2 separate regions of the Mus musculus genome follow, and region 2 is linked to region 1. The links are chromatin loops, found by intact Hi-C in ENCODE. Cell type or tissue: gastrocnemius. All regions are shown on one strand. Each heading gives the region's core, and the rest is flanking DNA. Links, peaks and the distances in the headings are about the cores only.

Evidence for each region. A loop is a pair of places that touch in the nucleus more often than their neighbours do. Peaks named below come from ENCODE experiments on the same cell type or tissue, not always from the same donor. Only the 100,000 strongest peaks of a DNase experiment are listed, where the experiment ranks them.
Region 2: it touches region 1 in a loop (2.0-fold over the local background); 8 of 42 quality-filtered maps call a loop at or near these places.

The regions. Positions count from the first base shown.
Region 1 is chr10:41,530,245-41,535,622 of GRCm38, reverse strand. It overlaps Cd164 (CD164 antigen), which reads right to left. Exons shown (of 6, transcript NM_016898.2): 6 at 4,581-5,378. Among named protein-coding and RNA genes, the nearest start is that of Cd164, 13 kb to the right of the region's middle. In gastrocnemius, for the core only: no CTCF peak of the experiment used is centred there; no DNase peak of the experiment used is centred there.
Region 2 is chr10:41,593,070-41,598,447 of GRCm38, reverse strand. It overlaps Ccdc162 (coiled-coil domain containing 162), which reads left to right. Exons shown (of 48, transcript NM_001358562.1): 30 at 1-31. Among named protein-coding and RNA genes, the nearest start is that of 5730435O14Rik, 28 kb to the right of the region's middle. In gastrocnemius, for the core only: no CTCF peak of the experiment used is centred there; a DNase peak (open chromatin) is centred at 3,204; H3K27ac peaks cover 2,127 bases.

The sequences.
Region 1 (5,378 bases), core at 168-5,167:
CTCCACCTCCCTCCTCCTCAAAAAAAAAAAAAAAAAAAAAAAGTGAGTAAAATGCTTGCCATGGGAACAGGAGGACCTGAGTTTGAATCACCAGAACCCTCATAAGCAAGGTGCACTAGTGCACATCTTATTTCGGTTCTCCTAAGATGAAATGGGAGATGGAGACAAGAGAAACCTTGAGGTAAGTCAGATATGTCAAAGATGGGCTGGATCATATCTTGATTGGGACTACTTGCTCACTACTTAAAGACCCCAAAAACAGATGGCCTTTTGGGGGAGGTAGCTTCCTTTCCGCATGTGGCCACAATGAGTCAATCTCCATTTTTACTATTGTTTGTTCACCTGGCTTAAGGACAGGTGGCTAACTCGGCTGCTCTACTCTTAGTTGCTGATATTTGGGTACAGCAACAGCAACAATGTAGCTAATACAGAAAACTGGCACCCAAAGTGGGGCTGTTGCTGTAAGAAGTCTGTGATTCCTAGGCCCCGAACTGATTTGTGGGAAGAACGTTGAAGTTTGGAGCTGTGTGCTACTGAAGCCCCAGAAGGCTGTCCGCACAGCTTAAGGTTTGACTCTGGTGGAGACTAGAAGACCAGAATGCCACTGCAAATGACTACAGTAATGCCTGGGCTCACGAGGTTTCAGAGGGTAATAAGGACTCTACTGGCAACTGAGCTAGAAGTCATTCATGTTACCATTCTGGCAGAGAATCTGGCTGCTGAAGAACTGAAGAATGAGGCTGAGTTAAAAGGTAATGAAGTAAGTTATCCTAGTTCTTGATCTGTTTGCTGTGAAGAGACACCATGACCGAGGCAGCTTATAAAAGCAAGCACTTAACTGGGATATTGCTTACAGTTTCAGAGGGGGAGTCTATTATCATCATGTTGGCGGGAGCATGGCAGCAGGCAAGCAGGTACGGTGCTGGAGCAGTAGCTGAGGGCTTACATCTGATCCACAACCAACAGTCAGAGAAAGAGAAAAGGCCTTGGCCTAATGTAGGCCTTTGAAATCTCAAAGCCTACCTCCTTCAACAAGGCCACACCTCCTAATCACCAACTGGGAACCAAACATGTATGAGTGAGTCTATGAGGGCCACTCTCATTCAAACCACTACAAGCTGTTTAGCAGTGGGAATTTCAAAACACCTTAACACCTAGGCTGTCAAATGACTCCTGCTTACTACTCTTTCTACAGTGAGAATGAGCAGAATATAAAAAAAATATAGTTTGTCAAGAAAAGGTATGTGACCAAATTAAAGACGCAAACAAGTTTGGTACAAAGAGAGCAGCTATAATGCCCTTAAGAGATTAGTGCTGCAAGAGAAATCTCATGTTCTGAACTGGGACAACAGGAATGGAGCTCTGAAAGCAAGACACACACACCCCCCCCTCTCCCATGATGACTCTACTTTGTGAAAATGCAAATTCATCTGAAGGGAGAGAACTTGATGTGAGAATGCTGCTAAAGGAGTTCCCTGCTGGAAGGTAACTTAGATTGAGGTTTGAGCTGTGGTAGAAAGGGGACAGACTCGATCTCAAGCTAGAGCAGAACTTAGTAGCACTCTCTACATAGCACTGGTTTTGCAGACAAGCAAAATGCAAGTTCTATGGTCATGAAGGCCCATCCAACGTCCAAGGAAGCCATGGAGGCCAGGCAATGCATGTGAAGGCCAGATTACCAGCAAAGAGACTGAGAAGCCACTGTGTGAAACTGTAAAGAAGATTAAGTTGCAGCAGAGACCTGCTCTATTTTCCTGTTACTGAGATTAAATTCAAAAAGGCAATTTGGGAGAGAGGATTTGACTTACAACTTCCAGGTCATGTCCCATCATTAAGAAAAAATAAAGGCATGAACCTGATGCATAAGCCATGGAAGAATATTGCTTGCTGGCTTGTTCTCAGGTTCATGATTACTTAGCTTTCTTATATAGCCAGGGCCATCTGCCCAGAGAATGGTGCTGCCCATAGTGGACTGGGACCTTCTATATCAATTTAGACATTCTCTCAATTGAGACTCCCTTCTCAGGTGACTCTAGGCTGTGTCAAGTTGACAGTTTAAGTAGGACAAGACTCCATTATACAGCCATTTCCTGAGTTAAAACACCCCATTGGTAGAATGAGCCTCCCTAAGACACAAGAAGTTCCAACTTGTTTCATCCTAGAGCAGCAGTTCTCAACCTATGGGTTGCAACCCCTTTGGGAGTCAAATGACCCTTTCACAGGAGTCACGTATCAGATACCCTGCCAATGAGATATTTGCATTATGATCCCTAACAGTAGCACAACTATATTTATAAAGTAGCAATAACATTTTATTATGGTTGGGTGTCAGGAACTGTATGAAGGGTTGAACTAGGGAACCACTGTGCTACAGGGAAGCTCCTAAGGAACCAACTCACGAGTCTCAGTGAGTTCCTGGAAGCAGCTCCATCTGTAGAGGACTGGGGACTGTGGAGAAGGCTGCTGCAGGGTCAGAAGCTACCTACCCATGTTGGGCTAGCTCTACACCTGTAACAGCCATTCCATGCTGTGTTAGAACATCCCCGTGACTAGTAAAAACCTTTTGGCATCTACAAACTAAGAACGTCATCAAATAGCATCTTGGACCTATACAAAAGCGTCCCCATCTCACTGTAACCACTGTTCTAATATACCCACCATACTGCATTTTAAACTTGCCTTCAGTACCAGTTTCTTTATTCTGCAAAAATTCTCAAACAGCTTCCATGTTGGACCATGGAATTTGGGGTAACCTAAATCTGTTGTTTCCCAGCCATGGTCACTCAAAATGGCTCTAGAATAAACTTGTATTCCCTTTAGATGACCTGCAACAACATTTAATATATGAGGTAATAGGCAAAACAAGATCCAGCCCCCTGTCCTTAATTGCTGGGGAGCCCAGACAGAAATCAGAGTACTTGCAGAATTCAAGAGGCAGAGGAGACAATCAAGAGATGCAGGAAGCTGCTGAAGTTCCCATTGCAATAGACCAGAAGCTGAAGCGACACTTAACACGCTTCAGAAAAGCAGTAAGAACAGGAATACAAGACCAACCTGTACCTCCCAAACTTGTATCTGTCATCCAGTAAGAATTTACCAAGCATGCATCCAAACCATCCTATAGTGTGGGTAAAAAATTCAATGGAAAGTAAATGCTAAATGTTGGAATAGCAATGCTATGGAGACATTAAAAATTACTATAATAAAACCAAGCATTCACACACAACTACAAAACAACTATGTAGAGAAACACACCAACATATTACATCAACTACAGACATACCAGAAAACACGATAGAATTCAAAGGGGGGAATTTTAATTAATTTCATATAAAGCCCCAATGGGACTATGAATCAATTTCTAGCAATCTCTATAAAACTATAATCTCCATCAAGGCAGAGGGTGTAGACCTACCACTGAAAGTTGGAAATCTTCCAAATATGAAAGTCAGAGATACAACACCTTAATAGATCTATAAACAAACACAAACAAAACAAAAAACCCAAAAAACAAGGAAAACTACAACACAGCCCATAATAGTCAATTTGCTTAAAATCAGTAACAGAAGAAAACACGTACAGAACCAGAGATGCTAACAGACTTGTTATAGAACACAACTGAAACAATGGGCTAAAGTTTATAGATATGTATGACAAAAAATAAACAAACAAACAAAAAACCTTAGATTCCACATTCAAAATTCTTTTAAAAAAAAGTGATTTACTACCAATGATGTATCATGAATACAATGGTTTTTGCACTGAAAACAAAATACAATTGAAGTCAGGAGGCAAGATATACAAAAGCTGGATTTACCAACAGACACACTAACAAAAAACCAAACACTAGTGAATTAGAAAGTGCCAATACATACCCTTTGAAAAACAAGTACCCAAGGGCTACCTACAGCAAGTACACAGAATGGGGAGAACACACAAAACCTATCCCACCCTCTACTATTTACTCAATAACCTATGTCAATGTCTTAGGAAGCTTGCTATAAAGTTTTATGTAATTGCCAAATGATAAGGCTAACAGGGAACAAGAGGCAAAGCAGTGAATCCAACCTTTCATCCAGACTTGCAGGGGAGCAGTGAACAACTTTAGTGTAACTCAAGTAATCAAATATAGATGTTCCTGCACACGGTCCAACAGAACCAGACTCCACAGCAGCACATGACACGCTAATCAGAAGCAAAGTTTTACTCCCTATGTACTCAGAACTAAAGGGTAGGATGTAGCTGGCAAGATGGCTCAGTGGAAAAGGGTACTTGTCCAACAACCTGTGTTCAATCCTTGGGACCCACAAAGTTGAAAGAACAACAGGCTCCACAAAAGTAGTCCTGTGACACACTCTCTCACTCACTCTCTCTTGGTTAATGTGAGCTAGACGCATGCCCCTTCCATCAGCCCAACCATCAATCATTCCCATGGTTCTGTTCTCCACTAATTCACAGCCATTAGTTCCCATCTATATACCAGTCTACAGGAACAAAAGAAACAATGGACAACCCAGCCTCAAATGGACAGGTAAGGCAAACACAATGTTAATTTCATAATCAAAATATGACACTTTTGATCAAGAGACTAATAAACATTTATTTTAAATCAGTTTGGTACACATACATATTAGTTTTGTAGTTTAAGGAACTCAAATAGAAACTTCTAAGTCCAGCAGTGTCTGCTTGTGCAGCAAGTATGGCAAAGGTAAAATAAGGTATTTGATAGAACTAGATCCTCAGGACAAATCAGATGAAAACTCTGAAAAGGCTTTTATATACCTTCTGGATTAAAAAACCCAAAATCATTAATGGCTCAAAATACCTTGCTAAAGAAAGATGGTGAAGAGTCAGGGCAGCAGTGAATTCTGTGGCAAGAGCTTTTGTAGAGACTTGCAAAATGTCACTAACTTCCTACAATGTTAGAGCAGTGCTCAAAATTTCAGGAGCTTCAAATTAAGTTACATTCTTAGAAAACTTGCTACATATGCTGACATTTATATGGGGCAAGGAGTCACATGGAGGTAAATGACAAACCAATTTTGCCACCTTTATAAGGAATGGAAATTCTGTGTACTTTTAAAAGAACTTTAGCACTCACTTAAAACTAACAGCTACAGCACTGAAATAGATTTTTGTGAGGAACCTAGAAATTACAATGGAAACATAACTGTGAGGTAAACCTATCTTTCCCCAAAAACCTTTGAAGTCAGAGTTTAAACAAGTAAGGCACTTGAAAACATTAGATATATGTACAAATGTGCAAGTGAAACAAACTAGCTGTACCAGCAAGTGACAAAGAGATAGATTCATTAGTTTCACTTTATGAACCAGCCCACAGCAATCCGCTGTTTCGTATATAAACCCTGGGAACCAAG
Region 2 (5,378 bases), core at 199-5,198, 63 kb before region 1:
AGTTCGATGCAGCCATGAGACATCTCCTCCGGTAAGGGCTAGAGAAGTACTGTTCCTGCCAACTGGATTCTGCTGAGCAGGTGCTTGCAGAGGCCCCATTCAGGGAGGCCACGGTTAGCAAGATTAGAGAACCAGCCTAAAATAGGGCTGCAGATAGATCCGGCACACTGGCTACCAAACGTTTCTTGCAAAGCCTGTGTGTGCCTGTGTGTGTGAAGTCTGCCCTGGTGCTCCTGAGGTTTTTCACGACATTTCCTAAACAGCCTCAGTTTGTGTCATAGGGATTAAAGCTTTTGTGTTTCTGAAGATCATTATTCTGAAGAGTTCATTTCTCCTTTTCCGCTCTACCTTTCAAAGGGACAGCTTTCACTGACCACCTGACGCTCCTAGGACTGGCTACAGGGGTTGATTTTTAAATAAACTCTACCTTGGTCTTACAGGAAGCATTTCCTCAAGTTTGATGCATACAAAAGTTTTATGTGGCTGATTAGTCAGGATTTTAATGGATTTGGATTGAGTTTGGATTAATATTCATGTTTCCAGAAAATGTTTTATATGAGAAAGAAAAAGAGTCGGCCTAAGGACCCCTGGATTTGTAAAGGGGGAGGGTGTTAGGGGGAGTGTTAAAAGCCTGTTGCTTTTAATTAAAGGGCATCAGCAACAGAACTAGTATCTTGCTATGTACCCTAGGAAATCATGAAACTGAGTAGCCAAAGCAGGCCTTGAACCTGGGATCCTTCTATCTTAGTTAGCCTCCTGAGCCGTCAGCCTATTCACCAGTCCAACTCTAATGATCCTTTTATTTCGTTTTGAAAGAAAGTCTTAATTTGTATCCCTTGTTAGCCTGGAACTTGCTCTGTAAACAGGACAGCCTTGAGTTTGGACCAGCCTTCTAGTGCCCAGATTACAGTCATGAGCCTCCCCCCACCCGCAGCCAGCTCCAGTTACTCCTAAATTACCAAAACTTACCAACTTTGTCCAATTCATCTCCAGTGTGAGATGAATTCAGCCAAGAAGGGGCCCAACGGGCTGTAGCAGAGATTACACGTGTTTCCCACCCTTAGCACGGTGTATCCATACAGAATCCATAGAGAATATCTCAGGGAATTATAGTGAGTGAACATATTCTTTTACTTAGCATTTGCTTGTTTCTGCCAACAGTCCTTGGGTTTAGAATATAAATTTAGCAGAGTGCAAAGCTTCATGCTGACTTTCTTACTTTTTATTGACAAACAGCTTTGGATCTGTAGCTTAGTTTAGTTTGTGAGCTGTAAAGCTGTAAAGACTGCTAGATAGTCACCAAGTTGGCCACTGAATTGACCTTTACTCTGAAAGCCCAAGGGTTTGTTCTTTCTTCCGTTGTGGTTTGGTTCCAGCCATAGAGGGTTCTGTCTGGTCCTGTTTTAGGGAAACCACTCTGCTTCCCAACAGTTGCCCTCACAGCGTGACCAGGAATGGGCTGGAGACTGAGTGTCCTACTGCCTGCTTTCAATGTCCTTCTCAGAAGAAACTGTTGGGTTTCATACCTGAGACAAGGGGCTAACATACCAAAGTAGACATGACCTTCAGGTTCTCCCAGCATCCCTCGGTCTCCATCTGTTACAGGATATGGCTGGCATACAATACCCTCTACCCTGAATGACCTCTCCAGCCCAGGGGCTGGGCTTTCCCCAGAGGTTCATGGGCTAGAGAGATGGCTCAGTGGTTAAGAGCACTGACTGCTCTTCCAGAGGTCCTGAGTTCAACTCCCGGCAACCACATGGTGGCTCACAACCACCTTTAATGTGACCCGATGCCCTCTTCTGGTGTGTCTGAAGACACCTACAGTGTACTCAGATACATAAGACTTTTAAAAGCCAACAATAGCACACACATGCTGGTTTTTCTTTCTCTCCTGCTCTCAGCGTCTTTCTCCATACGTGCACTTTTCCTTTCTTGTCCCCCTCCCCTCTGTCTCCCTGCCAGAATGGTGACTTCTCTGACCCACCCTGTGAGATCAGTGAACCCACCCAAGAGGTGACTCCAGTCAACTTGCCTTTCATGTTTTTCAATTCGGTTATTTGAATTGGGTTGTTTCATCAGTGGAGGTAACCTATCAGAAACCACCCAGGTGGCACACATGGTGGTCTTTATTGGTCCATCTTCCTGGTCTTTTTTTTTTCCTCTCCCAGAACACTTCCTTTCACGTGTATGTGGAATCAATTACTCAGTAGATTCAGAGCCTTAGTATATTTAGCTTCAACACCTGTGAACTATGGTAGTTTCTGGGCAGCTTCATGGCAGAGAGGGGACTCAGAAGAGAAGGCTAAAGGGTAGGGATAAAGGCTGAAGGGGGAATGTCACCCTTCCCCATCATCTGAGGTAGCACTGACCCTGCAAATGAAGGGAAATGTTTATATAGTCCAGAGTCAGGACTCAGGTAAACTTCCATGGGTCATCTCAGACTTTACCTGAGCAAGCAGGGCTCTCTGACCCAGAGAAGGATCTGCGCCTGCAAGGGAAAGGTTCCATGTGAGTTTGAAAAGAAAGTTCTAAGCTCCTTCCTGGAGTGAACGGAGCATGTTTCAGCAGCCTCGGGGAAACAGGAAGGACGCAGGGCACCTAAAGTTGCCTGTCACCCTCAACCCACATAGAAGAGACAGAGAGAGGAAGTTGTCTGACATATTTCATACTACCCTCCCCCACCTGCTCTTGAGGTCAGTGGGGGAAACCTGATGAGACTCTGTAGCTGTTTCCTAATAGGTCAGAGTCAAGCTGTCTAGGGCCCAACATTTGCCTCTGTCTGTTGAGGAGTTGTCTAACTCCTGATCCATTACCTTCCTGAGGGTAAGATTGTTTGTAGGGGTGGAGAGTGTCCTTCAGAGGCACCTTGTGGAAGAGGATGAATGGTGTAAAAGGTGTTTCTACCCTCTGTGTGCTGTTGCCATTGGGGTGGTCGGGGGAGGAGAAAGGGGAACCATCCCAAGGATGCTCTCCCCCCAGCAAACCTCCTCTGGGAGCTGCAGGGCGCACGGGTGGACAGCACCAGCTTCATTTCCCTGGCTCTTCTTCAGTTTGTTTCATTTTTAAATCTTAGACTTATTTTTATGCTGGCCTGTTTTAAGTGTCTCTAATCATTCAAATGTCAGCACCTGGCTTAAGACCATCTGAGGGTTTCATGCAACATGGTCTTGGCACATGGCCATGGCCCCAGTCTCTAGTATTTGAGGAATGCAGAGCCATAAGTGTGCCTGGCCTGTCAGAGCAAGTTTTGTTATATCCTTGCTTCTAGGGGAAAGCTCCAGCACACATCTGAGTGTTCCTCGCTTTCTGAGGTCCAGGTTGGAAGCAGCCTGCCTGGTATCAGGCTGTTGGCAGTTCTCGCCCATGAGGCAGGGCTGGCTTCCTAGGAGCCCCCAGCCATGTGTTGATAAGAAAGCATACAGGGTATGCCAGAAATGTTTGAAGAATTAAATGTTGTTGGGGCCTGCAGACTTACATATCCTGGCCAGGCTTTGCCAACTGAGATTCTGAAAGACTTGTCACAATATTTCCAAAGTTACAATGAAACATACACACACATTTGCCTAAATAAATGTAGCAAAAAAATGGTAACATTATTCTTGTCTTTTCTAATCTTTTCTCTTCTTTCATTCTTTTTTCTTTTGTTTGAACTGGAGTCTTAGAACCAGGTTGCAATGAGCCTGGTTTTGGTTGCCAAGTCTGTAGGCTATGATTTTTTTTTCCCTGCCTTTACAGAAAAGGAAAGAGAAATACAGAGAAGTTTTGTAACTTCCCGAGGCCACAGCGGTTGCTGTGGTAGAACTTGGAGTCACACTTCCTATCTGACTCCTCATTCTGTATCCCTTCCTGCAGCCTAAAGCGTGGGTTAAACATTATATACAATTTCTTTTAAAATTGGAAAATACCGGGGCTGGCGAGATGGCTCAGTGGTTAAGAGTACCGACTGCTCTTCTGAAGGTCCTGAGTTCAAATCCCAGCAACTATATGGTGGCTCACAACCATCCGTAACGAGATCTGATGCCCTCTTCTGGAGTGTCTGAAGACGGCTACAGTGAACTTACATATAATAAATAAATCTTTTTTAAAAATTGGAAAATACCAGTCAGATGTGGTTGCATATGCCTGTAATCTTAGAAGGCTGAGGAAAAAGAGATGCTGTGAATTTGAGGCCAGCCTGGGCTACATAGTCAATACCAGGGTAACCAGAGCAACATAAAAAGATTGTGTCTCCCCAGAACAAAAATAGGTGAGGTAGTGTTTATCTGTTGTCTCAGAACTTGGAAGGTAGAAGGATCAGGCATTCTGTACACAGTGAGTTCTAAGCCAGCCTGAGCTGTGTCAGATCCTATCTCAAAGCAAAACAACAACAACAAGAATAAATAAAATAGGAAACTAATATTCTTAGTTATGGTTTCTATTGCTGACATAAAACATCATGACCAAAAGCAACTTGGGAGGAAGGGCTTATTTTAGCTTACCCCTGTACCATCATGCAGGGATGTCAGGACAGGAATTTAGGGCAGGTACCTGGAGGCAGGAGCTGATGTAGAGTCATGGAAGGGTGCTCTTTATGGGCTTGCTCTTCATGGCTTGCTCAACCTGCTTTCTTACAGAACCCAGGGCCACCAATCCAGGGGTGGCACCACCCTCCCAATTAAAAAAAAAAAAAAAGTACCACAGGCTTGCCCACAGGCCAATCTGCTTGGGGGGATTTTCTTATTTGAGATTCCCTCTTCCCAAATAACTGCAGCTTGTGAAAGGTTGACATAAAATTATTTAGCATAATAATAAATGTTAGCCAGGCTCGGGAGGCAGAGGCAGGCAGATTTTTGAGTTCGAGACCAGCCTGGTCTACAGAGTGAGTTCCAGGACAGCCAGGACTACACAAAGAAACCCTGAATAAATAAATAAATAAATATTCACTAGAATAGTCTCCAATGGAGAGGGTTGAAGTAAAGGAAGGTCTACCTAGTGCTAAAAGGGTATTAGTTTCTTTTTCATTGCTCTGACAAAATACATGACAAAAATTACTTAACAAGGGAAAAGCTTATTTTGACCTACAGTTTGAGGGTAAATAAAGTCTATCATGCCAAGTGAAGTGTGGAAGGGGAGGGGATGTGGGGAATGGGGGATGGGGTTGGAGGATGGAGGGGGATGGTCACAGTGCAATCTGCAGCCAGAAGATGAATGCTGGTGTTTACCTTGCTTTCTCCCCTTCCTGTTTGATTCGGTTTGAGACTCCAGCCTGTGAAATGGATTTGCTACTTTGTAGGTTCTTCTTCTTCCCACCCTTTATCCCCCCCCCAGTTTCACCCCCTAATAGTAATAGGAGAGGAAGAAGTGGGGGGGGGGTAGAGATTCTTGAATCTAATTTC